3 separate regions of the Homo sapiens genome follow, and all the other regions are linked to region 1. A link is a contact called in ENCODE Hi-C or POLR2A ChIA-PET data. All regions are on one chromosome and are shown on one strand. Each heading gives the region's core, a stretch centred on a gene start or an enhancer-like site at or near the end of the contact. The rest is flanking DNA. Distances are from core to core; before and after follow the strand shown. Region 1 holds the start of CGAS (cyclic GMP-AMP synthase). Region 2 holds the start of KHDC1 (KH domain containing 1). Region 3 overlaps SLC17A5 (solute carrier family 17 member 5).

Evidence for each region. A loop is a pair of places that touch in the nucleus more often than their neighbours do. ChIA-PET counts read pairs that join two places held with the same protein, here RNA polymerase II (POLR2A). Pooled maps may share reads with other maps.
Region 2: a loop to region 1 is called in a map of naive thymus-derived CD4-positive, alpha-beta T cell, with 4 times the contacts of the local background. The contact joins the promoter of KHDC1 here to the promoter of CGAS in region 1. A Hi-C loop is called at or near these places in 3 of 168 maps with a recorded cell type or tissue (CD4-positive, alpha-beta memory T cell and naive thymus-derived CD4-positive, alpha-beta T cell) and 9 of 50 pooled maps. POLR2A ChIA-PET finds 5 or more read pairs at or near these places in 5 of 52 experiments (AG04450, CD8-positive, alpha-beta memory T cell, H1 and 2 more).
Region 3: a loop to region 1 is called in a map of GM12878, with 2.7 times the contacts of the local background. The contact joins the enhancer-like site here to the promoter of CGAS in region 1. A Hi-C loop is called at or near these places in 6 of 168 maps with a recorded cell type or tissue (Calu3, GM12878, MCF 10A and 3 more), 8 of 37 single-sample maps with no recorded cell type and 19 of 50 pooled maps. POLR2A ChIA-PET finds 5 or more read pairs at or near these places in 21 of 52 experiments (A673, B cell, CD4-positive, alpha-beta memory T cell and 16 more).

Annotation. Positions count from the first base shown.
Region 1 is chr6:73,449,846-73,454,455 of GRCh38, forward strand. It overlaps CGAS (cyclic GMP-AMP synthase), which reads right to left and starts at 2,452. Exons shown (of 5, transcript NM_138441.3): 1 at 1,680-2,452. The coding sequence starts at 2,336. RefSeq lists a silencer at 1,874-2,083 and an enhancer at 2,254-2,733.
Region 2 is chr6:73,260,947-73,265,556 of GRCh38, forward strand. It overlaps KHDC1 (KH domain containing 1), which reads right to left and starts at 2,250. Exons shown (of 4, transcript NM_030568.5): 1 at 1,828-2,250. All of the region lies in intron 2 of LOC122539213 (KHDC1-KHDC1L), which reads right to left. It also overlaps the pseudogene KHDC1-AS1. RefSeq lists a silencer at 2,094-2,363.
Region 3 is chr6:73,607,973-73,612,582 of GRCh38, forward strand. SLC17A5 (solute carrier family 17 member 5) reads right to left here. Exons shown (of 11, transcript NM_012434.5): 9 at 2,428-2,575. Among named protein-coding and RNA genes, the nearest start is that of SLC17A5, 44 kb to the right of the region's middle. RefSeq lists enhancers at 1,489-1,658, 3,420-3,589. Within about 2 kb of position 2,644, at least 2 of the 41 ENCODE cell types and tissues checked have a DNase peak (open chromatin) inside an H3K27ac peak, as active enhancers do; they include Panc1, where a contact is called at or near this core.

The sequences.
Region 1 (4,610 bases), core at 1,202-3,701:
TTAGCCGGGAGTGGGGGCAGGCACCTGTAATCCCTGCTATTTGGAAGGCTGAAGCAGGAGAATCGCTTGAACCTGGAAGCCGGAGGTTGCAGCGAAACCTAGATGGCACCACTGCACTACAGCCTGGGCAACAAGAGTGAAACTCCATCAAAAAAAGAAGAAAGAAGAAAGAAAAGAAAGAAAGAACAAAATAAAGAGAGAGAGAGAGAGAGGAAGAGAGGGAGGGAGGAAAAGAGAGAGACAGAGAGATAGAGAGAAGAGAAGAGAAGAGAAAAAAGAAGAGAAAAGAAGCCGGGTGTGGTGGCTCACGCCTGTAATCCCAGCACTTTGGGAGGCTGAGGCTGGCAGATCACCTGAGGTCGGGAGTTCTAGACCAGCCTGACCAACATGGAGAAAGCCCGTCTCTACTAAAAATACAAAATTAGCCAGGGTGGAGGCTCATGCTTGTAATCCCATCTACTCAGGAGGCTGAGACAGGAGAATCGCTTGAACCTGGGAGGTGGAGGTTGAGGTGAGCTGAGATCGCGCCATTGCACTCCAGCCTGGGTAACAAGAGCGAAACTCCGTCTCAAAAAAAAAAAAAAGAAAGAAAGAAAGAAAAAGAAAAAGAAACAAATCTCTTGCTGGGCAAGAAACACGCTCCAGTCAGGAACCTGCTTCTAAACTTTCAATTTACACAGGAATGATTAATGACTCAATCACCCACAAGCAAATGGAGCTGTGTAATACACACGTCGAAGCAATTATACGGAATGTGTATCTAGAAAGCGTTTTAGTATCTGTAGGAGATATTCTTATTTGTTTGTTTAACATTATACTGTAAGCTTCCCATGATTTCTGTGTAAGAAACTGGGGACAGACGGCCGGGCGCGGTAGCTCACGCCTGTAATCCCAGCACTTTGAGAGGCCGAGACGAGCGAATCAAGAGGTCAGGAGATCGAGACCATCCTGGCTAACACGGTGAAACACCGTCTCTACTAAAAATACAAAAAAAATTAGCCGGGCATGGTGGCGGGCGCCTGTAGTCCCAGCTACTCGGGAAGCTGAGGCAGGAGAATGGCGTGAACCCGGGAGGCGGAGCTTGCAGTGAGCCGAGATAGCGCCACTGCACTCCAGCCTGGGGGACGCAGCGAGACTCCGCCTCAAAAAAAAAAAAAAAGAAAAGAAAAGAAAAAAGAAAAAAAAGAAATTGGGGTCAGACGGGATAGCAGGAGAGGGGGCAGGGAGGAAGAGGGGGAGAGAAACTGAAGATCTTTTTTTCTATGGAGTAAGAGGTCTTCCTCATAGGAAAAAGTCTACGTGGAATTTTTAACAGACCACTTCAAATTATCCAAGTCAATATCTGACTCGGGACCTCAGGTCCACACCATCAAACACTGCCCTGTTACGGAAACTCGATACATGTCGGCTTGCATGAATGAACCCATACATTTGAATTCCCCCGGGAGCAGTGTCTTGAAATTAGCCAGCAATCAGTACCGGTTGGTTGTCTGATCGTTGGATGTGTAGATGAATAAACGAACGGTTTGTCGTTTTACTTAGACTAGGCTACCGAAAAACATGCAAAAGTCTAAGTTACTTCCGAAGGGAAGTGAGGGGCGCGACCCGGGGAAGGTAGGGACTGCGGATTGCGGAAGGCCGAGCAGCGGGGCTCGGCGGGAGGGCGCCAAGCAGCTCACCTTCACGTGCTCATAGTAGCTCCCGGTGTTCAGCAGCCCGACGCCTCTGAACGCGGAGTCGCACTTCAGTCTGAGCAGCAGGTGGTCCACAACCCCTTTCACCATCCCCGCCGCCGTGGAGATATCATCGCGGCTGAGCTTCAACTTCTCCAAAACCGCCCGGAGCTTCGAGGCCCCAGGCGCCGCATCCCTCCGTACGAGAATGGGGGCCGAGACCGGCAGGCCGGGGCTGGGCACGTCCCAGGGCCCGGGCGGAGGTCTTGGCTTCGTGGAGCAGCGCGCGCCCCTCTGGCGGCAAGAACCAGCCCTGGAAAGAGCCGGCTCCCGAGCCGCAGGAGGCTCCAGCCCCTCTGCCCCAGGGGCGCTGGTGGCGTCAGACGGCTGCGTGTCCTGGGCGCGCTGAGGGGCCTTTTTGGCGCGGGCCCCAGTTGCGCGGACGGGCGGCCTCTCCTGGGTGTCCGGGGCGCTCTTTTTCTGCCGGGATCCCGACTTCCTGGCGGGGCCGAACTTTCCCGCCTTAGGCAGGGCGGCCTCGGGGGCAGCCGGAGACTCGGTGGGATCCATCGGGGCGCCCCTGGCATTCCGTGCGGAAGCCTTGGGGGCAGTGGCTCCGGCCTCGGAAGCTCTCTGCATGGCCTTTCCGTGCCAAGGCTGCATGGCTGGCGCTTTCTGTTCCCCGAAAGAAGAATCCGTTTCAGGAAAAGGCCGCAAGAGGAAGAGCCAGCAGCAGCTGTTGGAAACCAAGCACTACTGGCGGGCACACAAGAGTCTGCGACCCGAAGGGGAACCCCAGGCTGGGAAGTCGCTGGGAGCCACGCCCATGCCGCGAAGAGGCTGGCCGCGGCCTTTCCTGAGGCTACAAAAGTCTCGAAGTTTCTAACTCTCCAGGCAATCCGTGCCCCTGTCTTAAGAAGATGAGGTAGGGCCGGGCGCGGTGGCTCACGCCTGTAACCTCAGCATCCGAGAGGCCGAGGCAGGCGGGTCGCTTGAGCTCAGGAGTTTGAGACCAGCCTGGGCAACCCAGCAAGACCTGGTCTTTCTTATAATTAAATATATGTGTGTGTGTGTGTTGCCTGGGCACACTGACTCACGCCTGTAATCCCAGCAATCTGGGAGACCGAGGTGGGCGGATCACCTGAGGTCAGGAGTTCAAGACCAGCCTGGCCAACAAGGCGAAAGAAACCCCGTCTCTACTAAAAAATACAAATATTAGCTAGGCGTGGTGGCGGGCACCTGTAATCCCAGCTACTCGGGAGGCTGAGGCTGGAGAATCACTTGAACCCGGGAGGCGGAGGTTGCAGTGAGCTGAGACGTGCCACTTCACTCCAGCCTGGGCGACAGAGCGAGACTCTGTCTCAAAAAAGAAAAAGAGGCCAGGCGTGGTGGCTCACGCCTGTAATCTCAGCAGTTTGGGAGGCCGAGGCGGGCGGATCACGAGGCCAAGACATCGAGACCTTCCTGGCCAACATGGTGAAACCCCGTCTCTACTAAAAATACAAAAAATTAGCCGGGCTTGGTGGCGCCTGTAGTCCCATCTACTCGGGAGGCCGAGACAGAGAACTGCTTGAACCCGGGAGGCAGAGGTTGCAGTGAGCCGAGATCGCGCCACTGCACTCCAGCCTGGGCAACAGAAAAAGAGTCCATCACAAAACAAAACAAAACAAAACAAAAACATTGACAGAGAAACTTTTCTCTTTCAAGTGAAAGTTTTTTTAAATTTAATTTTGGTTTGAGTTAGGGGGGCGCAATCTCGGCTCACTGCAACCTCAGCCACCAGGGCTCAAGCGATCCTCCCACCTCAGCATCCTGAGTAGCTGTTACTACAGGTGCGGACACCATGCCCAGCTTTTTCTTTTCTTTTTAATTTTTTTGTATACATGGGGAGGTCTCACTATGTTGCCCAGGCTGGTCTCGAACTCCTAGACTCAAGCGATTCTCCCTCCTCAACCTCCCAAAGTGTTGGGATTGTAGGCATGAGCCACTGTGCCCTGCCACAGAAACTTTTTCTTTTCTTTTTTTTCTTTTTCTTTTCTTTCTTTCTTTCTTTTTTTTTTTTTTTTTTTTTGAGACAGAATTTCGCTCTTGTCACCCAGGCCGAAGTGCAATGGTGCGATCTTGGCTCACTGCAACCTCTGCCTCCTGGGTTCAAGCAATTCTCCTACCTCAGCCTCCCGGGTAGCTGGGATTACAGACGCCCGCCACCACGCCCGGCTAATTTTTCGTATTTTTAGTAGAGACGGGGTTTCGCTATGTTGGCCAGGCTGCTCTCAAACTGCTGACCTCAAGTGATCCACCCGCCTCGGCCTCCCAAAGTGCTGCGATTACAGGCGTGAGCCACGGCGCCTGGCCAGAAACTTTTCCCTTTTTTTTTTTTTTTTTCCTGAGATGGAGTCTCATTCTGTCCCCTAGGCTGGAGTGCAGTGGCACGATCTCGGCTCACTGTAACCTCTGCCTCCCGGATTCAAGCGATTCTCCTGCCTCAGCCTCCGAAGTAGCTGGGACTACAGGTGTGCGCCGCCATGCCCGGCTAATTTTTGTATTTTTAGTAGAAAGGAGTTTCACCATATTGGCCAGGCTGGTCTGGGACTCCTTATCTCGTGATCCACCTGCCTCGGCCTCCCAAACTGTTGGGATTACGGGCATGAGCCTCAGCGCCCGGCCAACTTTTTCAATGTAAATTTAAATAGGGTTTTTTAAAAATCAATAAGAAATAAAATAATAATTTTTAAAAAGAAAAAAATTAATAACAAATGAAAAATACTTTGAAAAAAGAAAAAAATAAGAAAGAGAAAATATTCAACTTTTACAAGATGGAATGAAACAAAGATTGACTGCAATTGGAGTAAATACTTCTATTTGACATTTTTTAAAAAGCACAGAAAATCTTTAAAATGTTGTGTAAAGTTTCTGCCTGGTGCGGTGACTCACGCC
Region 2 (4,610 bases), core at 1,000-3,499, 190 kb before region 1:
ATGTTAATTCTTTGTGCACTGTATGTTTCCTCTTTTTAAACTTTATTCATGGCATTTTTGTTCTATGAAACATTTTAGCCCATAATCTCACATCATGGAAGAGTAATTACCTTGCAAACCTCTCTTGTCTACTCCTACTCAGTAGCATCAAATCCAGTTGATTCAAGTCTTGCCCTCTCTTTAGAGGAAATATAGTGTGGTGATTAGAAGCATAGGCCAGGCATGGTGGCTCACACCTGTAATCCCAGCATTTTGGGAGGCCAAGGTGAGCAGATTACCTGAGGTCAGGAGTTTGAGACCAGCCTGGCCAACATGGTGAAACCCCGTCTTTACTAAAAATACAAAAATTAGCTGGGCATGGTGGCGCATGCCTGTAATCCCAGCTACTTGAGAGGCTGAGGCACGAGAATGGCTTGAACCCAGAAGGCGGGGATTGCAGTGAGCTAAGATCACGCCACTGCCTGGTGACAGAGCTAGACTCTGTCTCAAAAAATAAATAAATAAATAAAATTTTTTTTAAAAAAATAAGCATAGACTCTAGGACCAGGCACAGTGGCTCACACCTGTAATCCCAACACTTTGGGAGGTCGAGGCGGGCGGACCCCTTGAGCCCAGGAATTTGAGACCCGCCTGGGCAATATGGTGAAACCCTGTCACTATAAAAAAAATACCAAAAAAAAAAATAGGCTGGGAGTGGTGGCTCACGCCTGTAATCCCAGCACTTTGGGAGGCCAAGGCGGGTGGATCATGAGGTCAGGAGTTTGAAACCAGCCTGGCCAAGGTGGTGAAACCCCGTCTCTGCTAAAAATACAAAAATTAGCTGGGCATGGTGGCAGGCACCTGTAATCCCAGCTACTCGGGAGGCTGAGGCAGGAGAATCACTTGAACCCGGGAGATAGAGGTTGCAGTGAGCCAAGATCGCACCACTGCACTCCAGCCTGGGTGACAGAGCAAGACTCCATCTCAAAAAAAAAAAAAAAAGCCTAGCTGGGCAAGGTGGTATGTGCCTGCGGTCTCAGCTACTCAGGAGGCTGAGGTGAGAGAATTCATTGAGCCCGGCAGGTTGGAGCTGCAGTGAGCCATGATGGTGCCACAGCCCTCCAGCCTAGGCAGCAGGAAAGAGGCCCTTCTCAAAAAAAAAAAAGCATAGACTCTAGGGCCAAATTGATGTGCTCAAGCAAAGGTTTTGCCACTTACGGTGTAACCTTGGGCCAGTTGCTTAACCTCTCTTGACCTCACTTGCCTTCTTTGTAAACCAGAGGTGATAATAGTATACCCATTTCATAGGGCTGTGGTGAGAACTAGAGGAGTTAATACATTTAAAGAGCTTAAAAGTGTCTGGTGCATAGCAAGTGCTACGTAAATGTTAAACCTTTCCTGCCCTTTTCCTCTGCTCCTCCTTTCCCTTGTTTCCTGTTACAGCATTCCTTCTTTTTTTCTTACTATTTCCTCACTATGCCTTTGCTTGAATACTAAAAAGAAACTACTGGTCCAACAGCAGGCAACACCTCATGCGATTACTTTAAATGACTTCAAAATAATACAAACATATCCAGCACAATAGTTTACATTTTAAAGGTGTTACACCCATTTTGTTTTGAGATGTGTCAACAAAACCCGTGTTTCTTTTCTTTCTATAAGTTTAAAATGTCCCCAAATCAATTAACAATAGAGGAAAGTCACACGATCTGTTTTAATTTTTCTCTTTATACTGCTATCTCCTGTTTCCCCTGTTTTTACACTTCTTTGCAGCTCACTTTCCTTATCTGTAAGATATTCTTAGGATGAACTTAGTAAGAAATGTGCAAGATCTAGATGAAGACCCACCAGATAGGATGCTCTCTTGCAGACACGCAACTCACTGACTCAACCAATGAGGAAATTATCCCACAAAGCAGATAATCCTAATGGAGGGCAGAATTCAGGACTGAGCATCTCAGTGATGCCGCCGGGAACCCAGGCTTCTCTGTCCCTTCACCGGACTAACCGAGTTCGAGACCACAGGGGGGTCAGGTAGCCAAGGCTGGGCTTTGACGGTAGGAATGAAGGAGGTGAGGGTGGCGCGCCGCAGGCCTGGGCCACTCCCTGAGTAGGGCGGCGGCGGCGGCGGCGGCGGCGGCGGCAGCGGCGGCAGCGGCTGCAGGCCTGGCCGATTGTGAGGAGACAGCGGTACCTCCTGGGCCGCGCACCCGACCCTTCCAGGGGTCCCGGCTCGCGCCGCGGCCGCGCGAGGCGCGCTCGAGCGGAAGTGGCGGCGACCCCGCCGGAAGCGCGCGGCTGCGGCGCGGGAAGCAACCCAGAGCCCTCCTCCCGCCTGCTCTGTGTAGGAGACAGCCTGCGGAGCCCACTGCCGGCGCGCAGAGAGCCCAGCAGCTCTTGAGTCCAGGAAGCAAGGGTGGGAGGAGGGACGAGCCAGTGGCAATGACCCAGACCCGGACGACCCCCATTGCTGAGCCAGCGGAGCTGCTTGGTGAGTGGCCTCCAGGCGGCATCTCTTGCTCTCAGCCCGGAGGGGGTTTTGGGGACCCAGGCTGTGGGGCTGCCTCTTCCCATGCCTTCAGTTCACCCCGATATGGGGTGAAAAACCCTAGAGACCCTCGGGTGTCGGTCCACCAAGGGAGGTCCAGACTCCCCAGGAATGTTGCCTGGGGAGGGGTGTCGCGGTGGGGGGGGGGGTGACCCAGGCCCACCCTCTGCAGGGCACTTAAAATGCTCCACATCCCCAGTGGATGCCTCCTGTCACGCATCACACCGTGGTGTATTTGAGATCCCATCTGCCACTTGGGCTGGAGGGAAATGAATGTTTTTGGGTTTCTTGTCATTGCTTCCTGCGGATTCCATTTTACTCCTGTTCGTTTATGGCCTCAAACATGAATTTGAAGAATTTTGCCCTCCCTGGCAGTATTGGGAAGAAGATTCTTTTGTTCAAGTCCGTTTGGACAATTAGATGGGAGTATTAACAAAAGGTCGGGCTGGGCACAGTGGCTCACACCTGTAATCCCAACACTTTGGGAGGCCAAAGAGCAAGGATCGCTTGAGCCCAGGAGTTCGAAACCAGCTGGGGCAACAGAGGGAGAACTTGTCTCTACAAAAAATTTAAAAATCAGCTGGGCATGGTGGTGCACGCCTGTAGCCCAAGCTATATGGGAAGCTGAGGTGGGAGGATTGCTTGAGCCCGAGAGTTTGAGGCTGCTGTGAGCTGAGATCACGCCACTGCATTCCAGCCTGGGCAACAAAGCAAGACCCTGTCTGAGGTCAACTCTGCCCCCAGGAAGGTATGGGACCTTGCAATCTTATCTAGGTTGCGTCTTTTTCATTGAAATCACGAAATCATTAAGGTAAGTAGGGAAGGGTCAAGATAGCTAAGATGAGTGAGGGGACACAGACACCAATAAAAGTTCTAACTTTGAGGACTCCTCCAGTATTCTTTTCATCCTAAAGCTTCTGGCCTATCAGCTAGTTCAGACACAGCCTAGGAGTCTCAAGCCAGTACAGGAACAAGGAGGCAGGTTGCCCTCTTGGGGCAAAGCTGTGGCCCCACCCTTGATGAAGAACGCCTGTAGGAACCCAGGACCTGTGAGCAGGTAGAGTCCTGAAGGTTTAAGATTCTGTGGAGCAGGTATGTGCAGTGCCAGTGCGCAACCAGCAACTGATGGACAGGAATAGGTAGAGCTGCTCTGAGTGCATTCCTTTGGCAAGCCTGGGCCAGAGGCACACAGGAAGGAATTAGTCATGTGGTATCATAGGCCAGGTGTGGAAGCAAATGAGCCAGAGTGGAACCAGGACCAGCCAGGGCCAAGGCAGGGAGAAGAGTTCCTCTAGCTGACATTGACAGGAAAGCAGAGTCAAAAACCTGGAATGGTTTGCTTCAAAGACTGGATGCTGCCTAATGACCTCGAAGGCCAGTGATACCTGGACTCTTGAGTGAGCAAGGCAGATTTTGGAATGAGCACACAACTTCAAGTAAGCCCGGAGATGATTACCTGTAGTTTCTGCTGCTCTTAGAGGCAGAATCATCTGAGAACTGATTGAGGAGTGCATGTATACCCCAGAGACTAGTGCACTCTAGGATAAAAGGAGTCATTCAGCCCTTACTTTTGGTTGGATGCAGGGTGTAGTTTCAATAAAATGTCACAGAACAAATTTCTAAGACCTTTAGGTTGAGTGAGTGTTAGAGTTTGTCTAGTAGTATATTTCTCATCAGTTACCTATTTAGCTGTTCTGCATAGGCCTTTGAGATAAGGAAATAAGTAAGATAAATTCTCCCCAGAAACCGCAAAACAATTATAATGTTGAGAGAAGAATGAAGTAGTAACTCTGTCTGTACTGAAGAAGGAATTCGGTGTACAGAAAAGAGGTCACTGCCTGAGGTCGGGAGTTTAAGATCAGCCTGGCCAACATGGTGAAACCCCATCTCTACAAAAATACAGAAATTAGTCGGGCATGATGGTGGGTGCCTGTAATCCCAGCTACTCGGGAGGCTGAGGCAGGAGAATTGCTAGAACCTGGGAGGTGGAAGTTGCAGTGAGCCAAGACTGTGCCATTGCACTCTGGCCTGGGCAACTGAGCGAGACTCCGTCTCAAAAAAAAAAAAAAAAAAAAAAAAGTAA
Region 3 (4,610 bases), core at 1,394-3,893, 160 kb after region 1:
CACCATGTTGGCCAGGCTGATCTCGAACTCCTGACCTCAGGTGATCCACCCGCCTCAGCCTCCCAAAGTGTTGGGATTACAGGCGTGAACTACCGTGCCCGGCTCAAAATGACTCATGTTTATTTACATCTTCATGTGTTATAATGGATGTTACCGATGGATTCCTCAGCATCCATTCCCACTCCCCACCCCCATCTGTGTAGCAATAGTGATGTCTGAGGGGCACTGACCCTTTGACTTCTAACTTTTGGGGTAGGTGCTGATTGTCCTAAAGTCACATGATATTCTCTTGGCCATTGGGGTTGGTTCATGTGACTCAGTTTGGGTCAACCAAAATGAAGCCCAGGACTTATTTCCATGGTGGAGAGAGGAAAAGATCCTTTTCTTTCTGCTTGATGTGAATGAAGAAGCATGTAGTCCTGATTGTTGCTGGCAATCATTTCATTGTGTGATTTTATAAGCAGACCCAGTCTTAGGACAAAACTACTACTGTAAAAGACAGAGAGTGAGAAAGAAACAATCTGTGGTGATATTAGTAGGCAGCTGGATATCAACTCTTGCCTGAAGCCTATTATTTCTGGATACAATTAAGTGAATCAATAGATTATGCTGTTTAGCCCAGTTTAAATTAGAATTTCTATACTTCAACTAAAAACATCCTAAGCGATAACATAGCCTAGAACTATTTCTTGCCAAAACTCTCAATTCCCATATCCCTTTGACTATTCGTCAATCCTAGGCTTGACAAAACCTCAAGTCTTGGCCAGGTGCTGTGGCCCACGCCTGTAATCCTAGCACTTCGGGGGGCTGAGGCGGGAAGATTACTTGAGGCCAGGAGACTGAGACCACCCTGGGCAAGATAGGGAGACCCCATCTCTACAAAATATTTTTTGAAAAATTAACCAGGCATGGTGATGTATGCCTGCAGTCCCAGCGACTCAGGAGGCTGAGCAGGAAGGATTACTTGATCCCAGGAGTTCAAGGCCACAGTGAACTACAGTGGCGTCACTGCACTCTAGCCTGGGTGACAGAGTGCAGCTTATCTTAGAGTATTTATTGAAGAGATAGGAGACTGAGGATTCATAGAAATCAGAAGATTCTGTAGGAGTCCAGGTGTGAAGATTTTGAGGTAGTGAAAAGAGGGTAAGAGTCCATCTGTCTTTTCTCCAAAATAAATTTATATCTATTATTTTTACAAATAAAGTGTATTAAAACTTTTGGGTTAAAATATTTACATAGCTCCCTTATTTACCTTGTCAGCTGGCACAAAATGGTTTTAGAAGTATGTGGCTCAAAGAATATTTCCAGAGAGGTAGCTGTAGAAAGAATTTTGGGCTTAAAAGTAAAAATTTTAGGTTCAAGTTTTGGCTCTATCATTTATTATATTAGCTGTGTGCTGCAAGATAAATCACTTAACTTCTCTTAAGTTTCTTTAGCGTTCAAATAGGGCAAAAATACTTACTTCAAAGGAATGCTTTAAGGGTAAAATGGATAGTGTTTATGAAAGTGATGTGTAAACTATCAAGGGCTACACAAATATATTTGCACATAGGTAATATAGTTAGACAAATCAATTGGGTCTACTCTTTCACATTCATTCATCTGACAAAATGCCTACTACATGCCAAGTGCCATGGAGAGCCCTGAGGACAATAAGGGAGTTTCTGCCTTCACAGAGTTCCTAGTCTAGTTGGGTGAACAGACACAGTAATGAGTTATTGCAATGTTCTAATGAGAGCACTGTGGACAGAGGTGATGATAGTTAAAAGTTTAAATTTAAAAACAACTTCCTGCTTTAATTATTGTGTAAATTAAAATCCTGTTAAGAATTTAAAGTCATTCCTATAGTAGTCAAATCCATAGAGGCAGAAAGTAGAATGTTGGTTGCCAGGGCCTGGGAGGAAGGAGAAATGGGAGATTGTGTTTAACGGGTACAGTTTCTGTTGAGAAGATGAAATTGCTCTAGAGATTGTTGGTGGTGCTAGTTATGAAACAATGTGAATACTTAATGCCACAGAACTGCATACTTAAAATGGTAAGTTTTATATCATATCTATTTTATCAGGTTTTTTTTTTTTTAGATGGAGTCTTGCTCTTGTTGCCCAGGCTGAAGTGCAATGATGCGATCTCAGCTCACTGCAACCTCTGCCTCCTGGGTTCAAGCGATTCTCCTGCCTCAGCCTCCTAAGTAGCTGGGATTACAGGTGCCCGCCATCATGCCTGGCTAATTTTTGTATTTTTAGTAGAGATAGGGCTTCGCCATGTTGGCCAGGCTGGTCTCAAACTCCTGACCTCAGGTTATCTGCCTGCCTTGGCCTCCCAAAGTGCTGGGATTACAGGTGTGAGTCACCGCCTCTGGCCTTTTATCAGGATTTTTAAAAATATAATTTAAAGTCAATCACAGCAAATCTTTATATTAGTACTCACGAAGGAGCAATATCCAGATGGTTGATGCTAAATCCAGAAGAGCAAAAGCCTCCCAGTGTTGTTGATATAGTTAGGAAAGCAACGGCCAAAGAATAATCACAGCCAATGAAGCCAGCAGCTACCAGGAATACTGCAGGTCCAATCATTCCTGGAGTTAAAAAGTTATAAAAGGGAAAAAACACCCAGCATTAATATTTGCTCTACCTTAATATGGTATAAATCTGAAATTTGAAATTGCTGCCACCTACTGTAGAAACACTATATTGCCTGGAAGACTAACAAATTTCATGAGAAAAAAAAAATGCTGGAAAACATGGGCGTAATACAACTAATATACTATAAAAGGAAAATCTCATTATGCAATGTTATTAAATCTACATGTGGCCAAAACTCAGCTAAAATTCCATGGTGTTAGAGAAGAACAAGACAAGAACAACTTAAAAATATGTTTCTAGAGAGAAGCAATAGCTGACACAGAATGTGGTTTAAAATACATATAACCAAAGGAGATAAACTGAATAATAAACTCTGTTGGATGAGGTTAGAATAATACTCCATCTTGCCTGGGTGTGGCAGCTCACACCTGTAATCCCAGCACGTTAGGAGGCTGAGGCGGGAGAATCACTTGAGGCCAGGAGTTTGAGGCCAGCCTGGGCAACACAGCAAGACCCTGTCTCTACGAAATATTAAAAACAAAATTCGCCAGGCATGGTGGTGCACACCTGTAGTCCTGGCTGCTCAGGAGGCTGAGGTGGGAGGATTGCTTGAGCCCAGAAGTTCAAGGTTACAGTGAGCTATGATGGCACCACTGCACTCCAGCCTGGGTTGTCAGAGCAAGACCTTGTTTCTTAAAAAGATTTTTTAAAATCTCTGTCTTCATTCTCTCTCTCTTTTTTTTGAGCTGGAGTCTCACTCTGTCACCCAGGCTGGAGTGCAGTGGCGTGATCTGGGCTCACTGCCACCTCTGCCTCCTAGGTTCAAGTGATTCTCCTGCCTCAGCCTCCTGAATAGCTGGAATTACAGGCCTGGGCCACCATACCCAGCTAATTTTTGTATTTTTAGTAGAGATGGGGTTTCGCCATGTTGGCCAGGCCGTTCTCGAACTCCTGACCTCAAGCGATCCACCCACCTTGCCTCCCAAAGTGCTGGGATTACAGGTGTGAGCCACCATGCCCGGCCTTGGTTTTTTTTTTTTCTGCCCCACCTAATATGCAGGAATCCTCCCTATTATTAACAACTGATAAGAATACACATTGGTCATTACAGGCAGTTAAGCGTAAAATATGAGAAGAGACTTAATGAGTGGGCTGTCAGTTTTTCTGTGTCTACAGCAGTGCTATCCAATAGCTCTCTGTGATGATGGAAATGTTGTATTTGTATATACTGCAACTGAGGAACTTTAAAAAAAGTTCAATTACATTTATTTACTTATTTATTTATTTTCTTGTTTTTTTGAGACAGGGTCTCACTGTCGTCAGGCTGGAGTGCAGTGGTGCGATCATGGCTCACTGCAGCCTTGACTTCCCAGGCTCAAGTGATCCTCTGCCTTGGCTTCCTGAGTAGCTGGGACTACAGGTGCACGCCACCATGTCTGATTTAATTTAATTTCATTACTTTTATTTATTTATTTTGAAATAGGGTCGCATTCTGTTACCCAGGCTGGAGTGCAGTGGCACAATCTGAGCTCACTGCAACCTCTGCCTCCCAGGTGTAAGCAAGTCTTGTGCCTCAGCCTCCTGAGTAGCTGGGATTAAAGGCATGTGCCACCATGCCTGGCTAATTTTTTTTTTTTCACTCTTTTTGCCCAGACTGGAGTGCAGTGGCGAAATCTTGGCTCACTGCAACCTCTGCCTCCCAGGTTCAAGCAATTCTCCTGCCTCGGCCTCCTGAATAGCTGGGACAGCCACACACCACCACGCCAAGCTAATCTTTGTATTAGAGATGGGGTTTCACCATGTTGGCCAGCCTGGTTTTGAGCTCCTGACCTCAAGTATCTGCCTGCCTCCGCCTCTGCCTCCCAAAGTGCTGGGATTACAGGCAACAGCCACCGAGCCCAGCCAGGGTCTTTTTATAATGTAATTACTGAAGTATAGTCACTGAGACTTCCAGGGTCTCTACTGGAGACTTTTAAAAAGTTAAATGATTGTCTTAGACAGTTTTATTTCTACGTACATTTTTTTCTA